2 separate regions of the Mus musculus genome follow, and region 2 is linked to region 1. A link is a contact called in ENCODE Hi-C data. All regions are on one chromosome and are shown on one strand. Each heading gives the region's core, a stretch centred on a gene start or an enhancer-like site at or near the end of the contact. The rest is flanking DNA. Distances are from core to core; before and after follow the strand shown. Region 1 holds the start of Tmem170 (transmembrane protein 170). Region 2 holds the start of 1700030J22Rik (RIKEN cDNA 1700030J22 gene).

Evidence for each region. A loop is a pair of places that touch in the nucleus more often than their neighbours do.
Region 2: a loop to region 1 is called in a map of T-helper 2 cell, with 5 times the contacts of the local background. The contact joins the promoter of 1700030J22Rik here to the promoter of Tmem170 in region 1. A Hi-C loop is called at or near these places in 1 of 37 maps with a recorded cell type or tissue (T-helper 2 cell).

Annotation. Positions count from the first base shown.
Region 1 is chr8:111,873,680-111,879,664 of GRCm38, reverse strand. Tmem170 (transmembrane protein 170) reads left to right here and starts at 2,990. Exons shown (of 3, transcript NM_025781.2): 1 at 2,990-3,162. The coding sequence starts at 3,030.
Region 2 is chr8:116,976,603-116,982,587 of GRCm38, reverse strand. It overlaps 1700030J22Rik (RIKEN cDNA 1700030J22 gene), which reads left to right and starts at 3,629. Exons shown (of 3, transcript NM_027103.3): 1 at 3,629-3,809. It overlaps Gcsh (glycine cleavage system protein H (aminomethyl carrier)), which reads left to right. Exons shown (of 5, transcript NM_026572.4): 5 at 1-621.

The DNA of each region.
Region 1 (5,985 bases), core at 1,741-4,240:
GCCAGGAGAGGGTGACGGGTCCTCTGGGTTGTTGTGAGCTTCCTGGCAGGTCCTCTGGAGGAGCTGGAAGCACACTTAATCACTAAGCCACTTCTCCAGCCCCCTCCTCAACTTGAGACAGCTCAGGCTGGCTTTGCACTTACCAGTAATCTTCCTTTCTCTTCCCAGATTTGAGATTACAGGTGTGAGCTGTCATACCTTACACTCTTATGCTCTCAGAGCAGTTTCTGTTCCTTAGACTCTTCTTTTGTGCTTATAAAGATATGGAAGGGCTCCATGAATTTGTGTGTCACTCTTGAGCAGGGGCCGTACGAATCTCCACATCATTCCAGTTTTACCTATGTGTCATGCAAGAAGCCACTCCTTTCCTTTCATTCTTTCATTAAAAAAAAAAAAAAAGTAATAGAAGCCAGATATAGGGCTGGTGAGATGGCTCAGTGGGTAAGAGCACCCGACTGCTCTTCCGAAGGTCCGAAGTTCAAATCCCAACAACCACATGGTGGCTCACAACCATCTGTAATGAGATCTGACTCCCTCTTCTGGAGGGTCTGAAGACAGCTACAGTGTACTTACATGTAATAAATAAATAAATAAATAAATCTTTAAAAAAAAAAAAAGAAGCCAGACATAATTTGCACAGAAAGTTGCAAGCCAGCCAAGAGAACGCAGCAAGACTTCATCACAAACCAAACCAAAAAGGTAATAGAAATTGTGGGAGTTTATTCCAAAGGAGAAATGAGAAGATTGGATGACCAGAAAAGGCAAATACTCAAAAGTCTCAAAGTACATTTTCCCTACAAAATATCGATGCTTTGCTTTCTAGGTCCTTCCATTTGGCTGTCAAACCACCAAATTTTCATGTCTATATAGGCAATCTACAGATTCTCCCTGGAAGGCTTCTTAGGGACCTTTGTGAAGTGCTGGGGATCAAACCCAGAGCTGCAGGCATATGAGGCAAGGCGTCTCTCAGAGCTATAACCAACCCAACTTTAACTTCTTTCCTTTGGGAGGGAGGTGAACATCTGGGCATTAATGGATATAGCACACTTATGGGAAAGGGCTGTTGGCATTGTTCATGCTATCCTGTAAAAGCAAAAATCCTACAAAATCTAAAATGCTGACAAGATGTCTAAATATACTGAAAAACAGTTGCTGTAAAAGGTTTTAAAGTTATTGATTTATTATATATGTGTATTAGTCTGGATTCTGCAGAGGGAGAGAACTTAAATATTTATATTTATTAATGAATATGTTAAATTATTTATTGAATGTATCATATATATATATATATGTATATATATGATTTATAGAGTGGCTTACAGGAAGTGGTCCAGCTAATCCAGCAATGGCTGTCTACTAATGGAAGGCCCAGAGTCCAGGAGTTGTTCAGTCCATGGGGCTGGATGACCCCGCTGGTCTTTCAGTATACACTGGAATCTCTAAATAGGTTCTAATGCCAGTGTCTTAGTTTGGGTTTTACTACTGTGAGGAGACACCATGACCGAAGCAACTCTTATAAAGGCAAACATTTCATTGGGGCTGGCTTACAGTTTCAGAGGTTCAGTCCATTATCATCATGACAGGAAGCAGGGCAGCAGGCATGCTGGAGAGGGAGCTGAGAGAATCTCAGCAGGAGAAACTGTCTCCTCCGCACTGGGGTGGAGCTTAAACACTAGGAGACCTCAATGCCTGCCTACCCAGTGGCACACTTCCTCTAGCAAGGCCACACCTCCTAATACGTGCCACACTTCGCATGGGCTAAGCATATTCAAACCGGTAGATGGCGTGGTTCAGATCAAAGGTGGATTTTCCACCTCAAAGATCCAGATTATAGGTATTGCTACTTTAAATCCCTCACAGGTTTCGCCAGCCATTGCGGTTTTAGTTCATTCCAGGCGTCGTCAAGTTTACAACCAGGGAGAGCCATGGCCATATGTGTGTGGGAACCTGTGCAGGTCAAAGGACAACTTGCAGTTATGGGTTCTCTTTTACCACGTGGGCTCCTGAGATGGAACTCAGGTCACAGCTCCTAAAAGTTTCAACTTCTGTGACTTAGAGAATTTCTGGTCCTTTTTTTCTTTTTGGTTTTTCGAGACAGGGTTTCTCTGTATAGCCCTGGCTGTCCTGGAACTCACTTTGTAGACCAGGCTGGCTTCGAACTCAGAAATCCGCCTGCCTCTGTTTTGGTCCATTTAAAAAGTCTTATTTTTGCTTGTTGGTTGTTCGGAAGTTGAACCTACAGTCTTTTGTTTTGTCTTGTATTTGCTTTGGTTTTGGTTTTGACAGAGTTTCTCTATGTAGCTCTGGCTGTCCTGGAGCTTATTCAGTAGAGCAGGCTGGCCTCGAACTCAGAAAGCTGCCTGCCTCTACCTCTTGAGTGCTGAGTTTAAAGGCACGTATCACCACCGCCCAGCGAACCTATAGACTTTGACAGGCTAAGCAACTGGGGTTGGAATCTAGGGATGTGCAGCTAGGCTGGTTCTCTGTCAATACATATTCAGTCCTACAGAGAAATTTGAGTAGGCTAGTGGTCACTTAATTTTTATTTTTGGTGATGTATCCTTGTATACTATTTTAAAATGTATGTGAGTCTATGTGTATGTGAAGGTAAAAAGACAACCATGGGAGTTGGTTCTCACCTTTCACCATATGAGTCCTAGGGATGGAAGGCAAATCCTTCATGCTTGGAGGCAAACACCTCGCCTCTACCCGCTGAGCAATCTCACCGGACTTGTCCTACTTAAAGGTGGCACTAAAGAGGGCAGAGCCCAACACACCCAGATGGAGCAGAAGAAACTTGCCACTAGGGGCGCAGCATGCCGTGGGTTTCTCTAATCGAACGCAGCGCCAGGGGGCGGGAACAACCGTTACCCCGCCCCCTCCATCTGCGGCGCCCTGTGATTGGAAGGAGAAACGATTACTCTAGCAGCGCCGTTGGAGTGGGCGGGAGAAGAGGGCCGGCCAAAGGTGACGCCGTGGCTGCGGAGGTGCGGTACTCCGCGGCGCGGCGGGCGGTGGATGGCGGCGGGATGGAGCGCGAGGGGAGCGGCGGTGGCGGCGGCTCAGCCGGGCTCCTGCAGCAGATCCTCAGCCTGAAGCTCGTGCCGCGGGTGGGCAACGGGACCCTGTGCCCCAACTCCACTTCGCTCTGCTCCTTCCCAGGTACGCCCCGCCCCGCGCCTGCGCACTGCGCACCTGTCGCCTGCCTCCCAGGGCGAGGCCGAGGCAGCCCTGGAATCGCACTTGGGGCGACGGCTGTCCAGTCCTAGTGACTGCTAGTATCCTTCCTCTGAGAGCCTGTGTGCTGACGCTGTCCTCTGACTCTGTCCTACACCCACTTTCCCACCAGCCTGCTCAGACCTGTTGCGGATTCCCCCACCCGCACCTAGAAGAACTTAAGACAGAACTTCTAAATTGCTCTTAGCTCTTACCCGGGCTTCGCCGCCTTCTGCCAGGAGGGCTTTTAAAGTTACATTTACATTGTAGAACTGCTACAATTCAGAAAGTTGTGGAGAAGAGAATGATCCCCTGAGGTTATTAATAAAGGCCCTCAGGGGAGGGCATGATTGCTTTGGGTTTTTGAAGGCAAGACGACAGAGGCGGGGGTGGGGTGGGGTGTGGGGGGGTAGGGGTATTAGGACACTGCCGCAAAGAGAAACTAACCCAGTGACGTTGTAAAAGAGGATGACGGGTGGGATTGCTGACTGCAACCTTCGACCAGACACCTGTGAGTCTCATCTACTGGGCAGCGACTGCCAGGCGCCTCTCGGTGGACACCTGGGACCTGCCTGTGTAGTAGCTGACAAGGTGGCTGCCTTTTTGTTTTGTGGCAGCTGAAGATGTTAGCTTGTGATCCTGCCCACAAGAAAAGAGTCTGGGAGTTCAGATTGTTTCCAGAAGTACTAGTGTCCCACCTGACAGTGATTACAAATAAATACATATATAAATAAACAAACAAATCTGAAAGTGATTACAAATAAGTAAACACACAGACACACAGCATTCTGGCGACCTTCTCCAAAAGATGAAGGGTTCTTTCTTTCCTAGGATTCAGTGAGTCTGTTCTAACTCATTTTCTTACTTCTCTCCCAACTATTAAGGAGATTTCCAAACCTGAGAAGGCGAAACAGAGAATAACAAGTACCCATATGCTTAGTTCGGGTGGTAAAAGTCACATGTCTACTTAAAAGCTGAGGCTCATTAGGCACTTGTGAGACCATCATAGGTGGGGTTAGGTAGGCCTAGATGGTAGGCTAGATTATGGGGCCACAGTTGTATATTTGGCTGGTGTTGATGGATGTCTCATGCAAAGCAGGACTATTCTGGTTTTACAGCCTTGGTCACATCAATGTGCATGTGTGTACACATCACAATTTAACTTCCTGCACTGCGGAAGACGAGACATTAGGATTCTTGAGCTCAAAACTTCTGAACCAGGGATGTGTGTCCTGTCACTGTCACGGTGCCCCCAAGTCAGATCACTTCTAAAATCCATAACACGGATAAAGGGATGTTATTTAAATAGGCCTTATTTAAATTTTTCTCTAGTCAACCAAATAGCTTTTTTCTTAAAAACAAAAAATTGCCGGGCATCGTGGCGCTCGCCTTTAATCCCAGCACTCAGGAGGCAGAGGCAGGCAGATCTCTGAGTTCGAGGCCAGCCTGGTCTCCAAAGTGAGTGCCAGGACAGCCAGAGCTACACAGAGAAACCTTGTCTCAAAAAAAGAAAAAAGAAAAAAAATTTTAAATATATGCATGTGTTTGGGTGTGTGGATGTGAGTACAGGTGCCCACCCAGGCCAGAGGCCGGGAGTTACAGGTGGCTGGGCTATCTGACCTGGTTGCTGGAAATAGAACTCAGGTCCTCTGAAAGAGCAGCAACCACTCTATCTCTGAACTGTTTCTTCTTTGTGATTCTTTTTTTTTTTTTTCATTTTGTTTCTGTTTTTATTTGGTGAGAGAAAGAGTTGTTTTACCAAGAAGGAAAAAAGGCAGATGGCCTGTGAGCTGAGAAAAGGGAGCCGGTCAGAAGCCTTACTGAAGTCCAGATGCTAATCAAGAGTCAGACATGAGCCATAATGCGTCAGCGCTCAGGGCTCACTGGGAACTGAACTCAGATCCTCTGGAAGAGCAGCAGCCGCTCCCAACTGCTGAGCCATCTCTCCAGACTCTCCTGAAAATGCTAATCCGCATGATGTATTTGGGTTTTATTCCTGCTATGGCTGTGACAAGGGTACCATTTACCAGGACTCATTCCTTCATCGGGTCACCCTTCTAGCCGATGTGGGCTCCTGACTGGAGGTATAAACCTGGGTAGGATCACAACAAGCTAAACACTAGGCTAATGCAGAACAGATAGCCCTTGACCTCAAGTTGACCAGAGTGCATCATGAGCACGCCCCATCCCCGCAGTGTCTCATCTTCATTTGGAATTCTGGTTATAATGCGTACTTAAAGGTTTCCCCCTAGTTAGAGACACTAAGGCCCTCTTACTAGGAATCTATTCAGAGTCCTGAGCCTGATTCCCTTTCTACTTTGGTCACACAGGAAAAGTTAACTTGTACTTTATGCTAACTCATGGCAGATCATTGCCCTAAAATATTCTGTGGTTTCTCTACACTAAAAAGCTTTGAATTGATTTTTTTTTTTAAATCCACTTTTGTAATTTGGACATCTAGAGTTCTGCCAGAGTCTCCTTCTGACTTGCTCTGATCTCTTTTGCTGTTTCTTTGTGTTTGTTTGTTTGAGACAAGGCCTCATTGTGTAGCCGAGGTGGCCAGAGAACCTGAGCCTTCCAGGCGTTGGTGCTGAGATTCCAGGCCTGCACCACCGAGACTGGCTTTTAGTTGTCATTTGTAATAATCAGGAATGACATTTGTTCTCTGAACATAGGGTTTCACTAAATTAATGTCAAATTAATCACACCCAAGAATATTTTGATTATGCTGTTGCTGGAGTCAAGAATGGATCCAACTTAGACAAGTCA
Region 2 (5,985 bases), core at 2,380-4,879, 5.1 Mb before region 1:
TGCTCCAGCATGCTTGTCTTAAACTAGTGGAGAATAGAGGACTTGAAATAACTTAGCAATACTGATGGAAAGAAACTGTTCTTGACAGTGCTACTTAAGAGCCACCCCCAACTTCCTAAAGGATGCAGATAAACACAGTGTACAGGTTTTTGATAATTGCCATACTAAGTATTTAGACTAGGGGTTAAGCCCTGGTGTTTAGAATTCTGAGGATCGTCTGCTGTGAAACGTGGTTATGAGGCTGGTTTTGGTGACGGACCACCTTCTAATCCCAGCACGCAACAGGCAGATGTTAGTTAGTTCAAGGTCGGTCTACACAACAAGTTCTAGACCAGCCACAGCTACATGGCGAGACCCTACCTACTGGGTATAAGACTTTCATAATTCAAGATAATAGTGGTGTATCTTAGATAATTTTGTTACTTGCCCATATCCACCACTGGATTTGGGTCAGAGATTAGTGTCTTCTCATTGGGAATGCAAGGAAGTGTTGTACAGTGTCAGAGGCAGGAGAGTACTGTCTTTGTTTCACCATGTGCTGTGTTGACTGTTGTTTTCCCACCGTGAAGCACCGGCTTTGCAACACTGCGAAACAAATAAAACATTCATCCTCTTTGTTGATTGTGATTTTTATTTGGATATTAATGTTTTACTTAGTGACTGCTAGTTTTAGAAGGGTTGATTTTAATTATAGGATGTTCCAGTGTCTGGTGCTAGGTATACCACTGAGGTGTACTGTGCCTAACCATGTGAAATGATTAAAGAGAAAAAAAAATAGAAGTCTGGTGTGGTGGTGCACGCCTTTAATTCAGGAGGCAGAGGCAGGCGGATTTCTGAGTTCCAGGACAGTCAGGGCTACACAGAGAAACCCTGTCTTGAAAAACCAAAAAAAGGAAAGGAAAAAAGAAAAGAAAAAAAAAAAGAAATTAGGCCAGGGGCTAGAGGGGTCAGTGGTTAGGAGGGCTTGCTGTTCCTGCTTCTTGCAGACAACCTGGGGGTTGTTTCCAGCACCCATGTGGTAGCTCAAAACCATCCCTAACTCCAGTTCCAGGGGATCTGATGCCTTCTATTTCTGAAGGAATCACAGGCACATAAGATGCTCAAGCTCAGGGCGAGGTTTACCCATGGTTCTCTGTGTGCATTGACCTTTAGAGAGGGGAATAGGTGTCAACTGGTCAGCAGTGCACACGGTGTGTCTGCACATGGTCAACAGTGCACAAGGTGTGTCTGAACTTCCATCCTGTTCAGGTTTCTATTTAGTAGCCATAGACACTAGAACTTTCTGAAACTGGCTTAAACTGTTGTTTACAACTCAAGTGCACTTACTGCCACCGTAGTTTCTGAAAGCTGATATGGCGCACTCTAACGTCAACTATAAAAATGCTGACTGGGAGTTTGGGATTACACATGCACACTGATATGAATGTATAACTGGCTTGGTGTCTCCCAACACTTAGAAGGTGGAGACCAGAAGGTCAGGAGTTCAAGGTCATCTTTTAGCTACAGATCCCATGGCCAGCCTGGGCTCAGATGAGCTCAAATAAAAACAAACTCCACTACCAAACCAAACCCCTCGGTGACACCCCCCACCCTCTCAAGGAAAGTGGGTAGACTGCTCTAGCATATCTCCTCGGACTACAGCATGCAATTCTATACTTATTTGCTTTAGCCTGGCTCTCATGTAGTCCAGGCTGAACTGGAGGGTAGAGAGTCAAGGACCACCTTGACTCCAGAGTTTCCTGCTTTCAACTTCCATGGGCTGGACTAAAGGCATGCACCACCACACCTGGCATACTTTCTTTCTTTGCCATTTTTTCTTTAGTCTTTGTCTATTTTCTTAACATCTTTGAATGTTTTCAAAGAATTAAAACCTCAGAAATATAGTAGGGGGAAGGGGGGGCTGGTGATGGAGAGATGGTTTAGTGGTCAAAAGCTCTGGCTGCCCTTCCAAAAGACCTGGGTTCAGTTCCCAGGATCTGCATGGATGTTTATGAATGCCTCTAACACCAGTTCCAAAGTATCCGATCCCGCTTTTAACCGCCATGGACACCAGGCATGGAAGTAGTGCACCGACACACATTCATCCAGAATGCCAATACACTTAAAAAATAATTAAAGTTAAAAAAAAAAATTGTTCACAAGGTATTAAATCGTAAAACTCCACAAAACAAAGCAACACTTTGGAGGCTGACTATGTTGGGTTTTAGTAGAACCACTAGAGGGCGCCCCACACAGTATCTGGTATGAAAAAGACCAGTGGTATGGAACTGCAGACTCTGCTGCAGCAGACTGGAAAATTTGACCTGCCCCCTTCCCCACCCCCACTTCTGAGCTTTTCTGTGGCTGTTGAAAAGACTTGTCTACCTTCGGTTGTAAAGATCATGGTTGAGTGGCCAGGTCTGGTGGCATGTGCTTGTAATTCCAGCATTCAGAGACAGAAGGAAGCTGTTGGAGGCCAGACTAGACGTCATAGTGAAAGCCTACCTCAAAACACCGAGGAACGGAGACACATCTTGGTGACAGACTCGCTGTCTAGCAGGCGAACCTAGAAAACAATGAAAGAGTGTGTCTTTATGACTGTCCAGTATGAACATGGTGTACATACATATACACAGGCAGAACACTCATACGCATAAATCCAAAAATACATAGAAAATTTTAGAAATATGTGTCATAGCCCATTAGATACGCTGGTATAGCAATATAATTACAATATCTATCATATATGCTTGTTAAAGTATTTCCCTCATATATATGGGGGAAATAACAAATATTCACAGTCTAGAAGAGGACTTTGTTCCAACTTCATGTGTCATATACATCACATCTTTAGAGGCCGTTAATGCTATAAATCTATGCTATCGATTGTATATATGCTATACTGTATATATATTATATAATGCTATAAGTGTAAAAAGTAGTAATTCTTAGCCATTTTTTCCAAAAGCCTTTGACTCAGCCTGCTTTTGGAGACTTGTTTTCTTAATACTTTTTAAACCAGAAAGCAAAGGGACCTTGGAACTAGACATGAGTTGGGCACCAAGGGCAGCATAGTGGAGAAGTGGGCGGCCCCCTCGCGAGAAACTGCTGCTTCTGCCCCACTAAAGTGGGCAGCACCAAAAAGAACAAAACCAGAAATCCTTCCTGTCAGCAGGTGTGGAAGCCCACGCCCTCGATCCCTTCAATGTTGATTTAGGACATCGAGGAAGGAGGGTTGCCATGAGTTCGAGACCGCACCAGGCTACAAAACAAGGAAGACTCGGTCTCAAAATTATGCAACTAGGAATGAGTCGTCCCGCGAAGTTCTGCTCTCGCTTTCAACACGGGATCCCAAGAAGGAAGGGACGATTCTGCCCAAAGGAAGAAGTGGCCAAATCTCCAGACACTGTTTGTGTGGCCTCTGAGGCATTCCTTCTAGAAGGCAAAAGGCTGTTGCAGCGCAACTTGGCCGCCCAACGTCGCCAGTGCCTGCGAAGCTCTCGAAGCGTCTGGCAACGCGGCACCTAGCAACCACGCACAGAGCGACGGGAATGCTCCTTAGCCCCGCCCTCAGAGGGGACTCCGCCCTTGAGCTGGTTTGTTGCGGGGTTACGTCACTTCCGGCATGCCTGCACCTAGGCCCGCCTCCGACGCGGCCGTAACCTAGGGCAACAGCCCGGCTCTTGGGGGCCGCGACTTGCCGCTCCGGACCTTCCTTACCTCGCGGCCCCGTAGGAGCGTCTGAGTGGCTGTGGCCACGTCCTCACCCCGGGGAACACTCCCTAGACACTTCACGGGCGGCAGAGCCGCGGAAGGAAGCAATCTTCAGGGTGGGTAAGCGAGACGAAGATGGGGTACGGTTCTGGGGTAGCCTGGACTGGGCGGGGCCTAGGGAGCCGCTTGGGCCTCAGGGAGGAGCCGTTTGATAGGCGTGGTCTGTGGGGGCGTGGTTGAGGTTTCAATGGAAGGAGCTTGATGCAGCCCTCTTGATCTTCTGAAGGAAGGGTAAACTCTCAGCTTGTAGCGTGTAGGGAGCCTCTTGGAGGGAGGGAAGGAACTTATGCGGCATGAAGGAGTGTGCAGGGACTATTAGTAAAAGGGAGAAACCAGGTGGGAAGGCGTGGGCGCGAGATTCCGTCTGCCGTGAGCCTTGGGAGCCCTCAGAAGGCCATCCTTTCAGGACCCAGCCCTTAGTGAATTCAGAGAGCCGGAAAAAAAGGGGCGGAATGAAACCCCGTCCAAAACAGAAATCTAGAACCTAGGCAAAAATGAAAAAGGGCACGAGTTGGAAATGGTTGACATAGAAATGGCACACGCCCTACCCTGCAAGTGGAATTATTGGCTGTTGTAAGTTGCTATGTGGGTGCCAGGAACGAACGTGGGTCTTTGGCAAGAGTAGCAAGTGCTCTTAACTGCTGAGCCATTTCTCCAGCCCTCAGTCACCTTATTTTTATTTATTTATTTATTTATTTTTTTTTTTTTGAGACATGTTCTCTCGCTGAACCCAGAGTTCACTGATTTGGCTAGCCTGGCTAGCTGGCAAGCTCTAGGAATCCTCCTGTCTCTGCTTCCTGGCGCTGGAATTAAAGGCTTTCATTCATTATAGCAATTGGCTTTTTGTGTGGGTACTGGGGCCCTTAACTCTGTTTTCTCTACCTGTGTGGCAAGCACTGTATGACGGAGCCATCTTCTTTCTCAAGCCCATTCGAGAAGAAATGCATGGGCTTGTAAGCCAGGAAGCCTAACCTGAAAATGGTAAGCTTCAGGCTCACTGAGAAACTGTCTCAAGGGACTAAGGCAGGTGAGGAAGAGAGCAGGGGTACCTGATGTGCACACCATGTGTGTAAAAACACGAGTTTAAGAAAATGGAAAAATATGGGCTGGAAAGATAGCTAAGGAGTTTAAGAGCACTGGCTGCTCTTGCAGAGGGCCCAGGTTCAATACCCAGAACCTACATGGTAGCTCATGACTAACTCGAGTTCAGAGGATCCAATGCTCTTCTCTGGTCTCCTAGCATGCAGGGCTCGCAGCCTGCGGTACACAGACATGCTGGCAAAACATCCATACATATAAAAAAAATTTTTAAATAAGGAAAGAAAGGTAGCAATACAGACCTCCTGCATTCTAACAGAACAGTAAATTGGTATATAATTTGTGAGAAATCACAAGCGAGCCATTTAAGTACTTGGCTTAATCCCAGCACTTAAGAAACAGAGGCAGAGCCGGGCATTGTGGCGCATGCCTTTAATCCCAGCACTTGGGAGGCAGAGGCAGGCAGATTTCTGAGTTCGAGGCCAGCCTGGTCTACAAAGTGAGTTCCAGGACAACCAGGGCTACACAGAGAAACCCTGTCTCAAAAAACAAAACAAAACAAAATAAAAAAACAAAAAAAGAAGCAGAGCCAGAAGGATTGCTCCAAGTTTAAGGCCAGCTCTGTCTCAAAACACATTAGAGCGGCTGGAGAGATGGCTCAGTGGTTAAGAGCACTTGTTTTGCAGAGAACCCAAGGTTTGATTCCCAGCAACTACGTGGTGGCTCTCAGTTGTCTGTTATTCTAATGCTGTCTTCTGGTCTCTGAAGTACAAGGCACACATGGAGTGTACATATGTAGGCAAAACACTCATACACACAACACAGATAAACCTAATACAATTTAATTTGTTTGTATTTCTTAAGTGTTCACCTGTATGTGTGTGTGTGTGTAGCACATATATGCAATGCTGCCAAGGGAGGGAATCAGATTCTCTGGACCTGGAGTTACAGACAGTTGTGAATTGCCATATGGGTGTTGGGAACTGAACCTGGGTCCTCTGCAAGAGCAACAAATGTTCTTAATTGCTGAAGGACCGCTCCAGTCTCCCAAATAATAAACAGACAAACAAATCTTTACAGTATTCTTTTGTTTGTTTGTTTGTTTGAGACAGGGTTTCTCTGTGTAGCCCTGGCTGTCCTGGAACTCACTCTGTAGACCAGGCTGGCCTCGAACTCAGAAATCTGCCTGTGCTG